Linked DNA regions of Homo sapiens: region 2 is linked to region 1. A link is a loop called in an ENCODE intact Hi-C map of the cell type or tissue named here. Cell type or tissue: sigmoid colon. All regions are shown on one strand. Links, peaks and the distances in the headings refer to the core of each region. The heading gives the core; the rest is flanking DNA. Region 1 holds the start of MIR548Z (microRNA 548z). Region 2 holds the start of TBK1 (TANK binding kinase 1).

Region 1 (11,716 bases), core at 1,168-9,167:
AATCCTGAAGCTCTCTCTGCAGACCAGGTCTACCTTCTTGATAAGAAACTCCAGAAACTTTGATAGCCCACAGACATCTCAAAACACACATGCCCAGATTTACTCACTCAAAATTTATTGACTGCCTGGTGTATGCCATATATTGATTGCCTGAATGTGTCTTCCCTCCTAAACCTGATCTTTCTTCTTACTTGATTTCTTGGTGAGTGGCTGCTTGCTAGCACCATCTTCCAAGGCTCCCAAACCAGAAACCTACAACTCTTCCTTGACTCCTCTTTCTCACCACCTCTCTGCCCACATTCAGTGTTACTAATGCCTCCCAATTAACCAGTATCTCCAACCCAGCCCCTCCTCTACTTCATCCCCACATTCATGCCTTCATTCCATTTTAATAACTAAACATCTACTGAGAACTAGCTATAACTCATTCCTGAGTAGGCATATGATCACATGTCCTGGGAGTAAAAAGAACAGTTCAGGATTTCTAAGCACCCTTTTTTTAAATTTCGTTTTGTTTTTGAGATAGGGTCTGTCTCTGTCATTCAGGCTACAGTGCAGTGGTGTGACCATAGCTCACTGCAGCCTCAAACTGCTAAGCTCAAGCAAACCTCTTGCCTCAGCCTCCCAAATAGCTGGGACTACAGGCACAAACCACCATATTTGGATAATTTCTCTTTTTTCAGTAAAGACAATGTCTCGCTCTGTTGCCCAGTCTGGTCTCAAACTCCTGGGCTTAAACAATCCTCCTGCCTCAGCCTCCCAAAGTGCTGGGATTACAGGCATGACCCACCATGGCCTTGCTAATTTTTAACTTTATATCTCTTTTTTGGATGACAAAAATTATACATATGGCAGCCCACATTTTCCCTTTTGATGAATGAAAAATCTTAAAATCAATGAGTGCTTACATGAGTGGAATGCCTATGTGTAAATTCAGAGGTACTTCAAATATTTCATAACTGAAACATTTAGGATCTGGGAATTTGGTGCTGTTATTTGCCACAAAATGCAAACAACCTTTTAGTTCACATAAACCATTTTTCTTTCTTGTTCTTTTTTTCTTTTTCTTTTTTTTTTTTTTTTGAGATGGAGTCTTGCTCTGTCACCCAGGCTGGAGTAGTGGCACAATCTCAGCTCACTGCAACCTCCACCTCCCAGGTTCAAGTGATTCTCCTGCCTCAGCCTCCCGAGTAGCTGGGATTACAGGCGCACACACCATGCCCAGCTAATTTTTGTATTTTTAGTAGAGATGGGGTTTCATCACGTTGGCCAGGCTGGTCTCAAACTCCTGACCTCAGGTGATCCACCCACCTCGGCCTCCCAAAGTGCTGGGATTACAGGCATGAGCCACCGCGCCTGGTCCACATAAACCATTTTTATACAACACTCATTTTCATAGGCCAACTTTTCCAATTAAAACAAACATAATATGTGAGCAGCTACCAAAATCAGCTATTTCTTCATATTATCACATTACATATAAAAATCCACCACAGAATTTCAGGACTACTAGGATCTGTTTAATGAAAAGGGCAGGAGTTGCTAGAAAAATAATTTTTTATGATTTTCATAACATATCAAAAGGTTGTATAATTATGCATTTAAGTATAGTCCTTCTAGCTGGAAGAATAGCAGTGGGACGGGCGCAGTGGCTCATGCCTATAATCCCAGCACTTTGGGAGGTCAAGGCAGACAGACGGCTTGAGCCCAGGTGTTTGAGACCAGCCTGGGCAATGCTGTGAAACCCCATCTCTACAAAAAAAAAAATACGAAAAATTAGCTGGGTGTGGTGGCACGTACCTGTAGTCCTAGCTACTCGGGAGGCTGAGGTGGGAGGATTGCTTGAACCCATAGGCAGAGGTTGCAGTGAGCCAAAGTCACGCCACTGTACTCCAGCCTGGACGACAGAGTGAGACCTTGTCTTAAAAAAAAAAAAAAGAAAATTAGTCGGGTGTGGTGGTCTGCACCTGTGATCCCAGCTACTAAGGAGGCTGAACTGGAACGATCACTTGAGCCTGGGAGGTGAAGGCTGTGGTGAGCTGTGTTCACGCCACTGCACTCCAGCCTGGGTGACAAAGCAAGACCCTGTCTCAAAAAAATAATAATAATAAAATAAAATAAAAATTAGACAACTGACTCTGGCATTTTATAATAGGATTTAACTTGCTGAAAGTTTCCTAGGAATATTTACCTCTATGTGTAGGCTGGAATAAAGGAGACACTTGAAGCAAGTAAAAGAAATTAATCAGGCCGGGTGTAGTGGCTCACACCTGTAATCCCAGCACTTTGGGAGGCCAAGGCAGGCAGATCACCTTAGGTCACGAGTTCAAGACCAGCATGGCCAACATGGCAGAACCCCATCTTTACTAATAATACAAAAATTAGGCAAGTGTGGTGGTGCATGCCTGTAATCCCAGCTACTCGGGAGGCTGAGGCAGGCAGAATTGCTTGAACCTGGGAGGTGGGGTTGCAGTGAGCCAAGATCGTGCCACTGCACTCCAGCCTGGGCGACAGAGAGAGACTCCATGTCAAAAAAAAGGAAAAAATTAATCTTCCAAAGGAAATGAACATACTCCTTCAATCCCAAAAAGCTGCAGCAACCCTCAAGTACTGATTCTTCCAGGAAGTATAGTGGCTAAACTATCCCTTCTGTCCTACCATTCTCAGTAAGAAGATGATTCTCATACATTCATCCTGTCCTGGTTTTGAGGAACGTGGAACTGCTGGTGGGCTCTTATTAAATAGTTCTTGATATTATATTTATAACTCCTGCAATATATACAAGTTCAGAACAATCAAGTGTTCTTTTGGCTTACATGAAATCCATTCTTAGAAAAAGGAAAAGAAAGAAAGAAACTTGTTCTTGTTGGCACTAGATAGGGGATGAATCAAAGATATCACCCAGGTTCCCTTTGATTTCTTTCCCAAGACATTCCCTCTTTTGGAAAAGAAATAATTCTACATATTCTATTCATTTCTCAAACACCCATGACTCAACTCACTTGGGTTCTCCCTATCCAAGCAGATATGACCTAATATAGCTGTTTCTAAACTAATTCATTTGGCATCTCAAAACATTTGTGAAGCCCTCTCAAATCCTATTGCTGTTACTTTCCCTCCAATCAGTAATTCTGCTCCAGAATAAACTAACCATTTGCCACACAGCTGGACAGGGCCTTTGAGGAAGAAACTGAAGCCAAAAATGGTTAAGTAACTCTCCCAAAGTTATCTCTGCTATTTAATAAAGGACCAGTCCTAGGAGCTAGATCTCCATACCCCTGGCCCAACGTACTTTTCACCTAAATGTCCTATTTCCACATGAATACATAAGCTATTACTGTTGTTTTATTATTACTCCCTCTGAAACCAAAAGAAACTCATTTTAGTGCCTTTGCCCAACTTTTCCTTGATTATAATTCTGACACAAGTCTGATCAGATGAAAACCAGGTGGTCAATTAACAAATATAATTGGGACTCCCTCTGTCCTCTGTGCCAGGCACCAAGATAGCACTGAAAATATCATGGTGAAAACTAGAGATGTGGTCTGCCCTTGTGAAGCTCATAGGCAGGATAATCTGGAAGGCTTAAAGCTAAATTAACTCAAGTTCCCTGATGCATCCAACAGTAAGCTAAAATGTCATCTTCCCCCAAATCACCAGTGCTTCATAAACACAATCATCAATTCATAAAGCAATTTAAAGTTGATGCTTAGCTATCAATTGTTCAAGTCCCCAAACACAAATCACGACTTTGCAGATAAAAGCAGACATAGAAGAGATGGAGAATAAATTCATTTTCAAAAACTGTTTATCAAGTGTCAATACTACAGTCGACTGAGAATGTGTCATTAATTTACATCAGACAAGATTAAAAGAGAAAACCATTTTTTAGTAGTCTCTAAACACACCTGTGATTGCTACCACACTTACAATTATGTAATAATCTATAATCTAGGAATACATTCCACATACATTATCTGATTTAACCCCTCTATAATGTTTTAAAGATCAAGAAACTGTTACTCAAGGAACTTAAGTAAGGAACCTGCTCAAGCTCCCAGAGCTAGTAAATAACAGATCCAAAATTAAAATAGTCTCCCAATTCTGGATCCCCAAACCTTTCTACTGAACATACTGCCTTCATAAAATCTCCTACCAAATTATTTTAATTAAGAATGCTGGATGAGCATGGTGGCATACACCTGTAATCCTAACACTTTGGGAGGCCAAGGCAGGAGGATCACTTGAGCCCAGGAGTTCCAGACCAGCCTGGGCAACACAGCAAGACCCCATTTCTACAAAAACATTTTTTAAAATTAGCCAGGCATGGTAGAATGCACCTCTAGTCCCAGCTACTCAGGAGGTTGAGGTGGGAGGATCACTTGAGTCCAGGAGTTCAAGGCTAGCTACAGTGAGGCATGATCCCACCACTGCACTCCAGCCTGGGTGACACAGCGAGACCCTGTCTCAAAAACAAAAAATAAAATAAAACAATTCTAATACCATTAGAAATACTGTTAATCTTTTTCTTTTTTTTTCTTTTTTTTTTTTTTTTTGAGACAAGAGTCTCACTCTGTTGCCCAGGCTGGAGTGCAGTGGCATGATGTCGGCTCACTGCAACCTCCGCCTCCTAAGTTCAAGCAAGCACATCAGGCTAATTTTTGTATTTTTAGTAAAGACAGGGTTTCACCATGTTGGCCCAGGTTGGTCTCAAACTCCTGACCTCAAGTGATCTGCCCACCTCGGCCTCCCAAAGTGTTGGGATTACAGGCGTGAGCCACCACACCCGGCAGAAATAAGTTAATCTTTATTAAACATGTACTTATATGCCAGGTATAGTTCCAAGCCCTTTATATGAATTAACTTGTTAATAATAACATTTATACAAAAATATATCAATAACACTACAGCTCAGCCAATTAAAAATTTTAAAGGCTATTAAAAATCTTCACAGTGGCATTTGGAATTATTACAAAGCCAGTTTCCAACAACCAATTCATTGTGAGAAACATACAACCAAAGGAGGGGGAGGTTGGGGGTGGAGAGATAATATGAAAACTCAGAAGGCGCATCCGGCCTGTAGGACTAGGAAGAGGTTTCCCACCGGGTTCCAAGACTCATACTAATTTTACTGAGTACAAACGAACTCTGAAGAGTCGGCCAAGCAGATCACATGACTCATTGAGCTTTAATGCCTGCACTGGAGCATAAGCAGGCCTATTTCCTAAATGTGGAAGCATCCAGTATCGCTGAAACCCTCAGAGCCGAGACAGTCACTCTGTGGAGAGAGAACAGAGGGCTGGGAACCCAGCCACGGCCAGGGAACTGGACTCTAAGGACAGCAGCAGAGTCTGCCTTTGCAGCACGTTATACAGTTTGCACGTATTACCTTATTTGATTTGATCTCATGAAAACCAGAAAGACGACAGTGACTAAGTTCCTAAACCATGAGCACAAGACTTTCTGGAGGAAAAAGGAAAGCCCCAGGAAGAAGCGGAATTTGTCACCAGGTCAAGCGAGCTGCCCTGAGCAAAACTAACCAGGATCCCGTGATCAGAGGCAGATAAGAGAGAAAGAGGAAGTTTAAAAAAAAAAAAAAGTGTACAATGTGTTAACTTATACATAAACTCTTGGGCAAACAAAACCACACTTTCATATGTCTAATCATTCTCTTTCAACTGGAGTGGCTTGCTTTAAAGGAAAAAGAAGTTGGGAAAGACTTGTGATTAGGTGCCCCCAGGCGTGGTCAGCAGGCAACAGCTCCATTCCAAAAACAAAGGCACCACAGTGATATGGTATGCAGCTAAAAAATAATAATAATAATAATAAATTAATCCTCCAGGAATGACTGGAGCTCCTTCCTGATCAATTACATTGAGATTCCCAATTCATTTTGGTTAATAAAGCCAATGAGACAGACCTAATTTCCAATTTCCTGCCATTTTTCGCTCTTTGGCTGGACTATTAGTTCCCTTCAAATCTCTCAACCACTGTCAGTTCTCCATATGGTCTACTACCCTCAAATGAAAAGGGGCATATAATCACATGTAGGAGGATCTTTTAAAAATAACTATTGCTGGCCAGGCGCGGTGGCTCACGCCTGTAATCCCAGCACTTTGGGAGGCCGAGGCGGGCAGATCGCGAAGTCAGGAGATCGAGACCATCCTGGCTAACACAGTCAAACCCCATCTCTACTAAAAATACAAAAAAAAAAAAAAATTACCCGGGGGTGGTGGTAGGCGCCTGTAGTTCCAGCTACTCGGGATGCTGAGGCAGGAGAATGGCATAACCCAGGAGGCAGAGCTTGCAGTGAGCCTAGATCGCGCCACTGCACTCCAGCCTGGGCAACAGAGCAAGACTCCGTCTCAAGAAATAATAACTATTGCTAACATTTATTAATGCTTATGAACTTCCAGGCATCCTACTAGTTTACAAATGAGGAAACTGAGGCTCAAAGAGGTACAACGATTTGCCAGGCGTGATGGCCCATACCTGTAATACCAGCGCTTTGGGAGGCCAAGGCAGGAGGATCACTTGAGCCCAGGAGTTCAAGACCAAACTGAGCAACATAGTGAGACCCTGTCTCTTAAAAATGTAAAAAATAAAAATAAATTAAAAAAACAAAGAGGTACAATGACTTGCTCAAGATAATACAGCTAGCACTGATTTAAACACAGGGTGCCCTACATAGCTGCTTGCAATTAATCAATTAAGAACACACACCCTTTTAGCCTATAGTTCTCCCTCTTTTTCATTACTGAGTTTTAAGCCCTCACCTCAAACAAGCAAGATGCATTGTAATGTTAATTTTAAAACTGTAACAGAGCTTCCTCCTTTAGGAATGGATTGTAAGTGGATTTGTTGATATCGGTGCTAGGTTTGCCTTTATGAAACGTACTCGTTCCGCTACACAATAAGCCCAAATTCTCTTCCCCCAAATTTCACAAATACTAATTTGGATACAGAGACCATCAACATGACAGCCAAGGATCAAACCCCTGCATGGCAGCAGCACCTCATTCATGCTAATTGACAGTTTCACGTGACCAAATCTGGTCAGAGGAAAAGCAAGAAAGCAATTCTAAAACAGAAATATGGCCGGACATGGTGGCTCACCCCTGTAATCCCAACACTTTGGGAGGCAGAGGCGGGCAGATCGGTTGAGGCCAGAAGTTTGAGGCCAGTCTGGCCAACACGGTGAAACTCTCTCTCTACTAAAAAAATAAAAATAAAAATTAGCCAGGCATGGTGGCGGGTGCTGGCAATCCCAGCTACTCGGGAAGCTGAGGCATGAGAATTTCTTGAACCTGGGAAGCAGAAGCTGCAGTGAGCCGAGATCGTGCCACTGCACTCCAGCCTGGGTGACAGAGTGAGACTCCATCTCAAAAAAATAAAAGAAAATAAAATTCTGAAATATCTGAAAGGGCTGTACCTTCCACCTAAAGGAACACTGGCAAGAAAAGCAATCCACAAGCCTGTCTGAACAAACAGAAACAGACCTTAAATGGACAAACGTAATATTGTTTCTTTATACCATCTACATAATATTTACATTTTCCCATAGCTGGGAAATTACTCACTACAGTCAAGTACCCCTAAATTTACCTCTGGCATGTCATGAAACCTGCATCTGCTTAAGGCCTAAACGGATAAACGTGCTAGTTAAATTTCTCATCTCAGAGTTCCTCTGAAATTAAAGTCCAATAAAATCAACTGAATTTTAATTCCCTTGGAATGCCCTGTTAACTGTAAAACACTAAGAAATGCTAAAGTTAATTTTGGTACTGGTACTTTTCCTCCTACGTGATATATTTAACTATGTTGTTTTCTATTTTCATTTAAAAAAATTTTGCTCCTATGACTTTGCTGGCAAAATATCAAAAAAGATTCCTCGAAACAAGCATTTGTAGAAAATTTTCACGGTGGCCGGGCGCGGTGGCTCATGCTTATAATCTCAGCACTCAGGGAGGCCGAGGCAGGCGGATCACCTGAGGTCAGGGGTTCGAGACCAGCCTGACCAACATGGTGAAACCCCGTCTCTACTAAAAATACAAAAATTAGCTGGGCATGGTGGTATGCGCCTGTATTCCCAGCTACTGGGGAGGCTGAGACTGAAGAATCACTTGAACTCAGGAGATGGAGGTTGCAGTGAGCCAAGATCGTGCCACTGTACTACAGCCTGGGCAACAGAGCAAGACTCCATCTCAAAAAAAAAAAGAAAGAAAAAAGAAAATTTTCACAGTAAGCTTGTTTGAATTAAGAAATTGGGGATTAAGGAGGGCTCATAATCTATCAATCATAAAGTCAGAAGTAACTCTTCACATCTTTTTAAAAGATTCACTTGATAAAAAGATTCTGAAAGAAAAAATTTAAAGTAGGAGTTAATCAGAATAAAAGAGATTAAGCAACAATTTTCTACTTAGGCTTCAACAAGCCTGAAAGTATTAAGTTGGTGCAAAAGTAATTGAGATTTTTGCTACTGAAAGTAATGGCAAAAACCGCAATTACTTTTGCACCAACCTAATAGATGCCAATGCCGATTCCTTTCTCATCGCAATTTTTCAACAAAAGACAGTAAGCCTATAAGTAAACAGTATAAATTATCTTTGGTGGGTAAGGTTTCCAGCAGTTTGTCCTACCATCCTTTTTTCAATACCTAGTATACTTACAAAATAAGTTAGGACTGGCCAGGCACGGTGGCTCACACCTGTAATCCCAACACTTTGGGAGGCCAAGGCAGGCGGATAACGAGCTCAGGAGTTTGACACCAGCCTGACCAACATGGTGAAACCCTGACTCTACTAAAAATACAAAAAAAAAAAAAAAAATAGCTGGACATGGTGGTGCATGCCTGTAATCCCAACTACTCAGGAGGCTGAGGCAGGAAAATAGCTTGAATCTGGGAGGCAGAGATTGCAGTGAGCCAAGATCGCGCCACTGCACTCCAGCCTGGTGACAGAGCAAGACTGTCAAAAAGATAAAAATAAATAAGTTAGGTTCTTCTAAATTCTACCAGAGTGGTTGGAAAACAAGCCCTAAATTTATTGAAATTCAAAGATAAACAGGAACTTCTAGTCACCCTTTTTTTTAAAACACATGGTTAGTAGAAAACACATCACCCAACTCCCCACCTTCTGAATCCCACGGGTTTATTTATGGTGATGCTTTCTTAGCAATGCCTTTCCCATGTTGTAACTACAGGAGTAATAAGTATTTTTCTGAGTTTCAGTGATGTCAGCCTGAAACACATTCTGAAGTATTTCAAAATGCCTGGGCCGGGCACGGTGGCTCACGCCTATAATCCCAGCACTTTGGGAGGCCCAGGCGGGTAGATTACCGGAGATCAGGAGTTCGAGACCATCCAGCCTGATCAATCCTGTCTCTACTAAAAATACAAAAATTAGCCGCGCATAGTGGCGCATGCCCATAATCCCAGCTACTTGGGAGGATGAAGCAGGAGAATCACTTGAACCTGGGAGGCGGAGGTTGCAGTGAGCCAAGTTCGCACCATTGCTCTCCAGCCTGGGCAACATGACCGAAACTCCATCTTAAAAAAATGAAAGCCTGAATATGTAATATCCTTTTGGTACAAACAGTGTAAGTCAAAAAAAACCCTGAAGTTCAGCTGACCTCAAAAAAGCAGAACCATCTACCAAGCTAAAAATGCACAGACTCAAGCAGTGCTCTCTCAAGATTTTGCCTACCTAATAGACAAATGGGCAAAGGTCATGCATGGACAATTCTCACACAAGGGAGATTTACTCAGAAGTATTTAAAAAGTATTAAATTCACAGTTAATTAAAGGAATGTGCCAGGCGCAGTGCCTCACGTCTGTAATCTCAGCACTTTGGGAGGCCGAGGTGGGTGGACCACCTGAGGTCAGGAGTTTGAGACCAGCCTGGCCAACATGGTGAAACCCCATCTCTACTAAAAATACAAAAATTAGCAGGGCGTAGTGGCAGGCGCCTGTAATCCCAGCTACTTGGGAGGCTGAGGCAGGAGAATCTCTTGAACCTGGGAGGCGGAGGTTGCAGTAAGCCAAGATCGCGCCATTACACTCCAGCCTGGGTGACGAGTAAAACTCCACCTCAAAAAATAATAATTTAAAAAATAATAATAAAGGAATGTAAATTAAATAGCAATAAGGTGCCTTTAGTTATTGAAGTTTTTTTTCTCTATTTTAATGACTATATCCAATGGAAGTAAGGGTGTAATGAAACTTAAAAATAGACATAAATTGGCAATATATAACTAGAATCATAAAAAGTCACACCCTCATAATTAGTAAAATTCCATTTTTGTACAACTATCCTATAAAATTAATCCATAATGGAAAAGGTTTCATGCTCAAGGTATTTATTAGTGCTATTTACAGTAGCAAAAATTAGAAACCTCCACATTTTCCAATATTTGGGAATAACGCCAATTCAATAAAATACAATGTAGACAACAAAATGACAGCTGAAATCAAGCAGCAGTATTCCATAATCCTGGGTTTAAATAAGGATTCAAATTTGTCAGTATAGTATTCCTCAAAAAATTAAAAACAGAATTACCATATGATTCTATAGCAACTGTTACTTATGGGTATATATCGCAAAAAGTTTTAAGAGGGGTCTTTAAGAGATATTTGTACACCCCTGTTCACAGCATCATTATTCACATGAGCCAAAAGGTGGAAGCAATCCTAATGTCTATGGAAGAATCAATGGATAAACAAAAAGTGATATATACATACAATGGATATATTATTCAGCCTTTAAAAGGAAGGAAATTCTGACACATACTCCAACATGAATAAATCTTGATGACATCAAGCTAAGTAAACTAAGCCAGTTACAAAAAAACAATTACTACACAAATTCACTTATCTAGACTAGTCAGACGAACCTATATACGCCCCCCATGAAGGCAGGTTTCAATCTGTTTCGTTCACCACCAAATCTCTAGCACTTAGTCTAGCATCATTGTGAATATTCAATACTTGAAAAATGAATTCAGAAAACTACACACACACACACACACACACAGTCAACCTGCACTAATTTCTTTTTTTTTTTTTTTTGATATAAAGTCTCACTCTGTTGCCCAAGCTGGAGTGCAGTGGCGCAATCTCGGCTCACCACAACCTCCACCTCCCAGGTTCAAGCGATTCTCCTGTCTCAGCCTACCGAGTAGCTGGGAGTACAGGCATGCACCACCATGCCTGCCTAATTTTTGTATTTTTAGTAGAGACGGGGTTTCACTATATTGGCCAGGTTAGTCTTGAACTCCCGACCTCGTGATCCGCCCGCCTTGGCCTCCCAATGTGCTGGGATTACAGGCGTGAGCCACCACGCCTGGCAACCTGCACTAATTTTAAGTGAACTCTTTGCTGACTATATTCTAAGTCCGTTAACTCCAAGATCTTCTAAATCCATCCTTCTGGTCTCCAATTCCCAAACTCACCCTTTTTCCTCCTCTAATTATCTCACCTTGTTTAGCATCTGGAAAAAGAACCAAGTGAGGCAATATATAATTAGTAAATTATTCTTAGCTGACTGAATCATGTAGCAGCAGTTAGCAATTACAGTCCACAAAATGCAAAATATTAAGCTTGCTCCTTTAATACTCTATGAAACATGAGCCCTCTTCTGTCCTTAAACTGAAGGCAGAGTTGCACCGAGAATGCCATTAGGTCAGTTTTATCTTATTGGCTCATGTGGAAAAAAAAAAG
Region 2 (11,716 bases), core at 1-8,000, 170 kb after region 1:
ACTCCATTTTTCCAGCTTCTTTCTCAGACTCCATTTCTCCAGCTTTTTCCCAGAATAGAAAGTTTAATTATCTTCAATTTCTTAATTTTAAATTATTTTAACTATTTTAAATTTCATCCTCCACATTGAATCTAAACAAAATCCTTTTTTTTTTTTTTTTAATTGAGTCTTGCTCTGTCACCCAGGCTGGAGTGCAGTGGTGCTATCTTGGCTCACTGCAGCCTCCGCCTCCTGGGTTCACACCATTCTCCTGCCTCAGCCTCCCGAGTAGCTGGGACTACAGGCGCCCGCCACCACGCCTGGCTAATTTTTTTTGTATTTTTAGTAGAGACGGGGTTTCACCGTGTTAGCCAGGATGGTCTCGATCTCCTGACCTCGTGATCCGCCTGCCTCGGCCTCCCAAAGTGCTGGGATTACAGGCGTGAGCCACCGCGCCCGGCCCCTTTTTGGTTCTTGAAGTGCCTCTGGGAATAATCTTTTTATTTTATTCCCACTTCCACTACCAGGTTCTGATTACCTTATACCAAAATATGGTCTTTTCAACCTGGGCTCCTTGTTGAGAATCTCATTTTACTCCAATCTACTTTGTAGGATGCTGTTTTAGTAGGGGCACTTACCCTTACCAGAGCCTATCAGAAACACCTGTGAGTTCCCCTCCCAATACACATCTGCCTCCCTACCAACCAAAATGCCACATCAAATGCTACCTCAACTCATTACACTGAACTTCTGTCAGTGAAATCACTCTACCATTAGGGAGCTGGGCTGGGGAAAGCATCAAAAGGCACAACACTAATCTTTCCCAGTCCATTTTCAACCAATCTGTTTTCCTCCACTCACTAACACTTAACCTGTGCCACCACTGGGTAGATATGTTCACTGCCTGACACAGCTATGCCTTAAATGACCACGAAAATCATTAAAACAATTTCTTCAGACAAAGGGATCAAAATCACCAAGTCACACACTTTAGTGTCAACATGCATCTTAGAACAAAATACATACAGTGATAAAAGGTCTTCAAAGTTTTCTCTGTACTAACCTTATGTCTTCCACGAAAGACATTTGCAGTAGCTCCTTGGCCTAAAATATCAGATAAAAGCCACAGATGATTAGAAGTGCTCTGCATCTTGGCTGGATCAGGCAATCCTCTTGTTATACTAAGAGAAAAAAAAAATTTGCAACTATGTTTTAAGGGAGTAACACAGCTAAGAAACAAATGTTAGCTGTTTTTAGTCTCAAGTAAGATCACCCATTATCTGTTACTGACATGAAGTGTATAAACAGTTCAATATAAATATCTTAAGTTTCAAAGTATTTTCAAGTCATAAGTTGCTAACTGATATGGTATGAACAAGTCAAAATATGAACCATTATGATTCAAGTTAGATTTTCCTCTGGAGAGACGGATCTGAATGTTCAGTTCTAGCCAATGTAGATTTTTACTTTCAACTTTTTAATCAATATCACTTTCTGTGCTTAACTCTTTGGTGTTACCTTGTCTGTTTTCATTCGTCTAAAATTCTGCAGGGATGACTAAAATTTGACATAATGGTATAAATGGATTATTAAGAGTAACTTTAAGTTGAAGATTAAAGCAAGATGCCATTTTCCCCATGACCTTCATTTTGTTTACATTTTTTCCCTGTAAGTTAGTATACACTATACATACTATAATAAAATACAATAATATGACAAAAAAAATCTAAGTTTCAGCTGGGAGCAGTGGCTCATGCCTGTAATCTCAGCACTTTTGGAGGCCGAGGCAGGCAGATCACCTGAAGCCAGGAGTTTGAGACCACCTTGGCTAACACGGCAAAACCCCGTCTCCACAAAAAATACAAAAATTAGCCAGGTATGGTGGCAGGTGCCTGTATCCCAGCTACTCGGGAGGCTGCAACAGGAGAATAACTTCAACCCGGAAGCAGAGGCTGCAGTGAGCTGAAATCGTGCCACCCTATTCCAGCCTGGGTGACAGAGCAAGACTCCATCGCAAAAAAAAAAAAAAGAAAAAAAAAAAATTGGCCGGGCGCGGTGGCTCACGCCTGTAATCCCAGCACTTTGGGAGGCCGAGGCGGGCGGATCACGAGGTCAGGAGATTGAGACCATCCTGGATAACATGGTGAAACCCCGTCTCTACTAAAAATACAAAAAAATTAGCCGGGCATGGTGGCGGGCGCCTGTAGACCCAGCTACTCGGGAGGCTGACGCAGGAGAATGGCGGGAACCCGGGAGGCGGAGCTTGCAGTGAGCCGAGATCGCGCCACTGCACTCCAGGCTGGGTGACACAGCGAGACTCCGTCTCAAAAAAAAAAAAAAAAAAAAAAGATCTGAGTTTCTAGCAATATTCAAGGCTAAAATGCTGTATGAGCTTTGAAAAAAAAAACATTAACCAATGACATACATTCAATTTAATTCACTTAACACAGGGCTGAAAGAAACATCTATTTCTCAGCCGGGTGCAGTGGCCCATGCCTGTAATCCCAGCACTCTGGGAGGCCGAGGCGGGCGGATCACAAGGTCAGGAGTTCGAGACCAGCCTGGCCAATATGGAGAAACCCCGCCTCTACTAAAAATACAAAAAAATTAGCCAGGCGTGGTGGCGCATGCCTGTAATCCCAGCTACTCGGGAGGCTGAGGCAGAAGAATTGCTTGAAACCAGGAGGCAGAGGTTGCAGTGAGCTGAGATCGCACCACTGCACTCCAGCCAGGGTGACAGAGCGAGACTCCATCTCAAAAAGAAACAAAAACAAACAAAAACAACACCTATTTCTCTTCTAATTTTGTCTTTGTTGATGAGAGTGATATTGTTACTTACCTCCTTCAAATGTTTTGAAAGATTAATTTATGACATAATTTAAGGTGTTTTAAAATAAAGAAAAGTAATAATGTAAAATATAACAAATATAGGAAAAATTACTTTGTTTCCTTCAGAGCAGAGAAACACTAATGAAGACAAATGTTGTCACTGCATAATATTCCCATAAGCTAAAATTTTATCTACACAATCTACACAGAACCTGACAAACATAAAGGAAAGGTGCAAAAATTATTATTCCTGAAAAGTTACGAACTCTTCTGGAATTAATTTAAGGATAGTTTCTCCAACCTCCAAGTATAAATATATAAACGTACCAAGTAGCCTGTATTATCAAGTCTTTAATACTGAAAAGCTATGGATCTATCAAGGTATACAAAGTATCCAAGCTCCACACTGGACTAAAATTGATGTATGCTAACATAACATAAACACTAGTCCCACCATGCCCCCTTAAACCTGCTGTATTGTCATTAAAACATGGATTTTAATATCCCTCCACAGTAAGTTAAAGCAAAAAGTAGTATGCTAGACTAGGTATTCTGTGATGAATTAATGACCACCAATATCCCCAAGCTGGGTTAGGAAAATGCAGAATGGTCAGGGGTCTCAATTTTACCAATCACTGATATAGTAGGATATTTTTATATAATTTTACTACCCATCTAATTTAGATAAACTTTATATACGACTATAGGAAATAAGCAATAAAAATAAGATTCCCTTTTCACAAATAAGGAATACACATTTGCCAGTCATTACATTTCACTCACGATACAATAACAAACGTCTCAACTATCTAACGAAAAACCTTCCCTAATCAATGTAACTGTAAATGGCAAATAGTACCATTAGGTACCTATATGTATGTACCTTCAGGATAATAAGAAAAATATTTATCAGCTAAGATATCTGTTCTCTATGCAAATACAAAACTATGGTTTCTATTTAACAGTAATCACAATAGTGGTCAGGGGAAATGTCTTTTGAAATTATCTTCCAATAACTCCACAATAACATGTTAAAACATGACTCAGCACACCCACAACGTGCTTGCCATATAAATCTTCCCAAATTTTTGACAAGCATATAAGCAGACACTCAACAACTATGTTGCTGATGATGCCGTCTTCAGCCTACTTCCTTACACCGTCCAAAACGAAAGTTACTATTTGTTGAGGGATGAAAACAGGTTTGACGACATGGCCTATGGACAAAGTTCCAGGATTTCTAAACTCTGCCCCTATGTGATTCATACACTGGGGTTTCAGAGTGGAAAAGACCAGTCTTTGGTTATACATTTGGCAATTACTTGGGAGTTGTTTTGAGGCCACCTACTAAGAATACTTGGGATAGAGATTACAAATTAAACCCATAAGCCAGGTAGACGAGGAGCAAGGAAATGTCTGGGAATTCGTATTTCATCGGCATATATTTAAAACATCTTATGCTTCTAATTTCCGGTGTGAGTCAACCTCTGCGGACTGAACATCACTAAAACTCTAAGGAAACGTCTCTTTTTAATCCTCTGAAAAATCAATACATTTAAAAACTGCCCGTTGTGTCGACGCTCGGAAAGAGGGTAGAAAACAGCGAGTCTAAGGGAAAGAGGTGCCCCTGCCTCCCCAGGCAGCCAGGGCCCAGGCCCGGTAACGGAGTCGTCCTCTTTATGCCCAAAGCCGCCGGACGGGATGCAGGTCGAGGACCGGCCGCGCGGCGCGGAGCGGGGATGCAGGTAACAGGGCCCGCGCGACCATTCCACCGGCTACGGCCACCCGACACACACCCCAGAGGCAGTGTCCACGCAGCCGGGGTCCTGGATGGCTTGGCCTCGGGTCGTCCGGGGCTTCTCGGTGCGCCCGCCCCCGCCCCCGCTCTGACTCAGCATCCCAGCCTCCCACAGGGGGCGGGAGCGCTCCCCGCCGGGCGGCGCAGGCCTGACCGACCGCGCCCCGCGCCGCCTTGGCCCCTCAGCCCGCGGCCGTCTCACTTACCCAGCCGGGTCTCCGCCGCGCCACCGCCGGCGGGCTCCCGCGGCCTCCTCGAGACTCAGGACACTTCCGGCTTCGCAAGCCCTGGCCGGAGGCCACGTGACCGACGGCCGGCGCGCCGGTGCGGGTGCGCGTGCGCACGCCTATGGCCCGTCTGGTAGTCACCACAGCCGCGGCGGCAACTGCCGAGTCGGCTTCCGCGGCCACGGTAATGAGGGGGATGTCTGGAGACACCCCGTCCACTGTTGCCCTCGCCCTTTACTCTAAAGGGGAATGAGGAGCCCTGAGCAGCGAACACAGTAATTGGGATTCCCGCAACTGCAAATCCCGCCCCTTCCCCGAGCGCTGGCCGACAGTAGGGCGGACCGACGCTGAGCAAGGGATTACATCCCAAGATTTACAGGTGTGCAGAACGTGGGACACGTGGGGGGCAGGCACAGACGGCCGGCAGAGCTGGGAGGGATGGATTCTATGTTTTAAGGGCCCACTTTGGCTGCAGTGGAGCCAGATTATCGTCTCGCAGTAATTCAGACTTTACATTGTTTTTTTCATTTTCCCATCACCCAGAAATACATTAAATTCTTAATGTAAAAATGTTCATTTAATTCCCTCTCGGTATTTTGGAAAACGGCCGTATTGGAGTATCTAACTCTAAACTTAAGAATTTAAGAACTAAAACTTAAATACTAAAATTAGGTCCTGCAATATTCGTGCAGTCAAAATCTCAAGCCGCTATTCCCAATAAGGAATAGCTTTCTGAAGGGGTCCCTTCTGCCCACGGACAGCACAACAGGCCTTTCTCAACATGAGGGAGCAGAGACCGCTGCTAATCTAGGGCTAAATTTCTGAGTGGAGGGGAAGAGGAAGATGGTGTTTCCCAGAGTAGCAGCAGCAAACACGAATGAATGGGAAGTCATGCGGAGTGGCTCAGAGGCTTTTGAATGTAACAGACCTAGGGTTGCTGTCTCGGCTGCCAATTACTGACTTAAAAGCTAATCTCTTACCTCTCTAAGCCTCAGTTTTATCAAATGCACAATGGAGATAACAAAAGTCCACTCTAATGAATTCTTACAAAGCAAGTTACTTTATTAGCATTTTAAACAATGTATAAGTGATGGAATCATTCTAACAACACATCTATTCACTGCTTACAATTCCAACTAATTTCAGTTCTTTGATATCTAATGACAAGAGCGAAGACCTGTTAAAGTTCCTTCCACCAGTAAAACTCACAGCTCAAAGTTGTGGGAGTGATTAACTGAGCCACAGGCCTTCATTCACATGTTTACCACATTAAAATACCACACAGTGTTTTCTTATAAGGTCAACCAACTGGGAAGCAATTAACATTAGCATTAAGATTTAAACTGTTAGGCACAGGGCTAAATCAGGCATTATATGAAAACTTGTGGTTCCCTAGTCAAGTCAAACAAATCCCCAAATATTTCAGCTTGTAACAGTTTTGTCCTTCCTCTCTTGAGACAATTATTTGAGTACTTGCTTTTGGAAATAAGGTAATTCATGATGGAAGCTTCCTAGCTGTGATGGTGCTCTAGGCAACTTCAGAGAATGAAGATAGAAGTTATGCATGATTATATAACATGAAGAGTTTAATTTTTATTACACACTCAATTTCCATGCCCTGATTTCTCTTAGCTCTATAAACACATGTAAATCTTCTGCAGAGCTTTAAAGAGCTCTGAAAGGGAAAACACCTTTCCATATATGGAATTGATAGCATAGTAAGGCCGTGTGCAGTGGCTTATACCTGTAATCCCAACATTGTGAGGCCAGTGGGAGGATTGCTTGAGGCCGGGAGTTTGAGACCAGACTGGGTAACATAGTGAGACCCTGTCTCTACCAAAAAAAAATGTAGCTGGGTGTGGTGGTGCACACCTGTAATCACAGCTAGTCTGGATGCTGAGGCAGGAGGATTGGTAGAGTATGGGAGAAGTTACAGTGAGCTATGATGTCACCACTGCACTCCAGCCTGGGTGATAGACTGATCTCTATTCAAAAAAAAAAAAGAAAAAAAAAGTATAGTGATACACTATTAATTCCATATATGCTAATATGAGATAGCATCCATATAAACTACTATCAAGTCTTTATGTGCCAGCTACTGTAATAAGTCTTTTCAAGTTTAACTCATTGAATTCGTAATGAGGTTTGAGGTAGCTACCATTATTTCCATTTTACAAATAGGGAAACTGAGGCTGGGAGACATTCTTTAACTTGCCCAAGGTTCTAAAACCAGTTACTGGCAGAACTGGTATTTGAACCTACTTAATCTGATTCTAGAGCCTGTGCTATATAAACTCTTACCCACTATGCTATGCTATTCATTAGTATCCATTTAACAATTACTACTATTGCAATAGCTGCAATTATCACTCCTATAGTACAGGGGAACCTATCAAAGAAACACTCAGCTTTCACTTATCTATTTCTGAAAACATTTTTTATTAAAGTATAAGGTACATTTCACTGATTTATTTTTATAACTGTCAATTTAGTTAAGTATTTTTATTATATGGTGTAAGAAAAATGTTTGAAATGTCTTCTGGAATTAACCGGAACAAAATAAATGTACAAAATTTAGAATAGAATTTTACAGAGTTTATAAGCCACTGAAGCCCATTCATGAAACCCATTCATGAGGCCAAAGGGCAAAACAAACCCTCCCTGAACATCTCAATTGGGCTTTTAGAATTTAAACGTAAATGTCTATACGAATTCTGCTGCTCAGTTTTGTCCCTCCTCTCTTCTTTCCAGTGACACTACTGATAACTATTATTTTTTCCTTTTGCTTTCTCAAGTAGCCATGAATAAAAATGGAGGAAGGCAGGGGTAAGTACTTCTAATAATTAAATGTCAGTTACCATTTACAAACATAATAAACACATAGGTATACTATAGGTATACTGTGTTCTAAATACATCCAATAAAAGAGTTAGAAAATAAATTGGGATTTTAAATTCTTTTTTTTTTTTTTTGAGAGAGAGTCTTACTCTCTTGCCCAGGCTGGCGTGCAGTGGCACAATCTCAGCTCACTGCAACCTCTGCCTTCCGGGTTCAAGCGATTCTCCTGCCTCAGCCTCCTGAGTAGCCGGGATTACGAGCGTGCACCATCACACCTGGCTGTTGTATTTTTAGTAGAGATGGGGTTTCACCATGTTGGCCAGGCTAGTCTCGAACTCCTGACCTCAAGTGATCCACCTGCCTTGGCCTCCCAAAGTTCTGGGATTACAGTCGTGAGCCACCACGCCCGGCCTGGAATTTTAAATTCTATCAACAGATTCACATAGGCTTTTTCCAGTACATTAAAGAAAAAGACTCTCATATAACAGAACTAAGTTGCATGTTACCTTTGAGGAGTGAGGTTAAATGAATTAAAGCATCCACACACTCATATTTGTAAACCTTTAAATGGGAAATTATGGAGAGATTAAGATGAGAAAATAAAACTAAAGTATTTATAATAATTCCAGAAAAGACTTGGAAGATTTCACTACGTAAAGTTTATTTTTATATATATATATAAAAAAAAGTATAACACTGGAGCCTAAAACCATTCTCTTTTGTAGAATACATATTGGCGTTGAAACAGTTTAAAGAAATGAAATGGCTATCTACAAAAAGTTAGTTTTGATTGCTGTCTTCCCCCATACTTTGTGTCTTCACACATAAAGAAAATTTTCAAAGATTTTATATTCAGCAATTTTTTAAAAAGTACACTGTTTTCCACTGCTATGGTCTTTATAAAGGACTTGACTTAAAATTTCAAATAAAAAAGAATTAAGGTTCTAGGATAACTCTTGTGTCTTTTAAGAGCATCTTTATACAGAACAATTTGGACCGGCATGCAGGCAACTTCTTTTGTTGTTACATACCTGTATTAGGAAAATTACACCCATTTTACAGAAAAATCCCAAAACATATACTGCAATAAGCTCAAAACAATGTGAAAAAGACCAGTGTGAATGGCACACAAAAATCGCCTCTTTATAAATTAACTGGAATTCATGATCATGAAGTAGGCACAGGGAAATCCAGTCCTCAGGGCTTTGCTCTCTGGAAGAACACCTGTAAATAAAGTATTAATGCAATCAATACTAATGTCAGAAGATATCACTTTCACCTGAAGAATGGCTCCAAGTATCTGAGTGCTAGCAATGTTCTTCTGTAACATTAGAACATTTCGCATGCCTTATATATCCGTATGTAATCCAAGCTAAGAACTTTCTGTTCTGGAGAGTTTGGTAAGTGTAGATATAACTTATGCTGACATCACCCAACTGGGGAAGTAGTGAAAATATGGTGTTATCTCTATGCTATAGAAATCAAGTGGTCAGAAGAAAACAAGCTCTTGACACCTTTTTACTGATTGGTACTATTTCCAAATTAACACTGGTAAATTAAATATTGAGGACGGGCACGGCGCCTGTAATCCCAGCACTTTGGGAGGCCGAGGCCTGAAGCCAGGAGTTTGAGATCAGCCTGACCAACATGGAGAAACCCAGTCTTTACTCAAAATAGAAAAAATTAGCCGGGTGTGGTGGTGCATGCCTGTAATCCCAGCTATTCGGGAGGCTGAGGCAGGAGAATCACTTGAACCTGGGAGGCAGAGGTTGTGGTGAGCCGAGATCGTGCCACTGCACTCCAGCCTGGGCAACAACAGTGAAACTCCGTCTCAAAAAAAAAAAAATTAAATATTGAGGAGGAAACAAGTCAAAGCTAAACATAGCAGTTCTAACTCTGTAAGGAATTTACTATTTATTTGATGATTCAAAAGTACTTCCAAGTCAAAATTTGAGACTACAAAGGAGTTGGCTAGAGGCTGTGCTAGGCATGGCCTAGTACTACATGCTGCCATCCATGGCAGGTCAGGTGAGCACCAGACATAATTCAGTGTTCTCAGTAAGGACAATGATATGGTTTGACCCTGTGTCCCCACGCAGATCTCATCTTGTAGCTCCCATAATTCCTATGTGTTGTGGGAAGGACCGGGTGGGAGATGATTGAATCATGGGGGCAGGTCTTTCCCATGTTGTTTTCCTGATAGTAAATGGGTCTCACAAGATCTGATGGTTTTAAAAATGGGAGTCTCCCTGCACAAGCTCTCTCTTTGCCTGCTGCCATCCACGTAAGATGTGACCTGCTCCTCCTTGCCTTCCGACATGATTGTGAAGCCTCCCCTGCCATGTGGAACTGTAAATCCAATAAAGCTATTTTGTAAATTGCCCAGTCTCGGGTATGTCTTTATCAGCAGCGTGAAAATGGACTAATACAGACAAGAACAGTATTGATAGTGCCCTAGTACCTAGGAGATTCATTTAATAGATAATCTACTATGTGCAGGGGAAAGAATGATCACTATATAGGCAAAAGAAAACCTTACAAGGAGGCTGTGCTTAAGGCAAACCTAGAGAAATGGGTACAGTTCATACAGAAGTTGGGCTGCTAGTAAGGCAGGATTTTTGAAGAACTACAAGAACAGTAAAGACCATTTCTGCAAGAAAAAACAGAAAGGTAGTCTCAGGGCAGAATATGAAAAAAAAAAAAAATTAAGTGCCAAACTGAGAAACATGAATTTGTTCAGGAAGGTTATGAGGAAGGTGAATAAATATCAAAGGACTGCTTGAAGTTTTCAAACACATCAGCCTGGCTAGAACAAGAGAAGAGAGATCAGAGTAAGATAACATCAGCCTACACCAGAGCAGCAGAGACAGAAGAGAGAGAAGATGAGGAAAGAATCTGCAAGATCTGAGGATCAATCAGATGTGAAGGGAGGAGTGAACACGAATGAAATTCATTTTTTCCAACTAGAATAATAATGCTAACACTGAGAATTATGATCACTAAGATAATGTCATCACTGAAGAGAAGTTGGGCCCAGAAGGAAGACTTTTTATAAATGCTATGCAGATAAATAACCACATCTGGAGAACAAGCCTTCTATAGGGTACCTAGATCTACTGTTACAGACACCTCTAACAGATAGTGAGGACTGAGTCCTTAAATTCAGTTTGACTGATCAGTTATTTAACAGGGGTTACTCCTGTAGGCACTTTGCTTTTTTATGGGAGGATGGCGAAGGGGAGGGTTCCCAATGATAAACAAAAACAAGCCCTCAATATTCTTCCACAAAAACTCTGAGATGTTTAAGCTGACAAACTACAACTAAGAAAAAACTGACAAGGGAAGATGTTAGAACCACAGTCAAAGGATGGCACACTTAAATTATTTACTGCGCAAAGCCCTCTGACTTACAAATTCTACTGAATGTCTTTGCTAAAAGAACCAGGTGATACACTAAGTTACCTGCTACTGAATTTAATACAGTGCTTTGTCTTCAAATTATTTGAGTGAAGATAATAAAAAATAATTCACCTTGTCACACTGTAACTTTATTTCTAGATCATGAGCTCCTTATGGGGAGGGAAAATTACTCATAGTTGTATTTGCAGCCATTACTGTAGTACTTGGTACATAAAAAGCAGTCATTATGTATGAAATGAATGACTACCTAGGTAAGACCAAGACAGTTTCATCTCATGAACTCAATTATAACTATGAATACCAAATAAACACGTGACACTTTTTGTTGATTTACAGAGTTAAAAAAAAAAATCAGTAATTTCGTAAATGTAAAAGGAGGCTTGATGGCCCAAATCTGAGGATTCTCCTTTTTGTCTGTTTTACAGTTCAAATGTTTCAAAATAGGATATAAGCAAATATCTCATCCTTCTGTTTTTATATTTTTAGCCCCTTCTTTTCAACTTAATTTGGACAACTGTTCTTGAACATTTCTTATTCTCCTAATCCCTCTAGTTTCTATTTAATTACATCATGAAACTGTAAAAGAAAACTGGCATTTTCTCACCAATATACTCAAAGGTGTACA

Evidence for each region. Peaks named below come from ENCODE experiments on the same cell type or tissue, not always from the same donor. Only the 100,000 strongest peaks of a DNase experiment are listed, where the experiment ranks them.
Region 2: it touches region 1 in a loop (4-fold over the local background); 11 of 110 quality-filtered maps call a loop at or near these places.

The regions. Positions count from the first base shown.
Region 1 is chr12:64,619,329-64,631,044 of GRCh38, reverse strand. All of the region lies in intron 1 of RASSF3 (Ras association domain family member 3), which reads right to left. MIR548Z (microRNA 548z) reads left to right here and starts at 8,440; the gene lies at 8,440-8,536. It overlaps MIR548C (microRNA 548c), which reads right to left and starts at 8,536; the gene lies at 8,440-8,536. RefSeq lists a silencer at 5,247-5,436 and enhancers at 5,358-5,477, 4,834-5,550, 9,455-9,614. In sigmoid colon, for the core only: no CTCF peak of the experiment used is centred there; DNase peaks (open chromatin) are centred at 5,214 and 7,955; H3K4me3 peaks cover 1,163 bases; H3K27ac peaks cover 3,488 bases.
Region 2 is chr12:64,445,284-64,456,999 of GRCh38, reverse strand. XPOT (exportin for tRNA) reads right to left here. Exons shown (of 25, transcript NM_007235.6): 25 at 5,875-8,895. The coding sequence ends at 8,869. TBK1 (TANK binding kinase 1) reads right to left here and starts at 4,880. Exons shown (of 21, transcript NM_013254.4): 1 at 4,813-4,880; 2 at 1,043-1,160. The coding sequence starts at 1,129. RefSeq lists a silencer at 4,540-5,009. In sigmoid colon, for the core only: no CTCF peak of the experiment used is centred there; DNase peaks (open chromatin) are centred at 4,589 and 4,899; H3K4me3 peaks cover 2,738 bases; H3K27ac peaks cover 1,574 bases.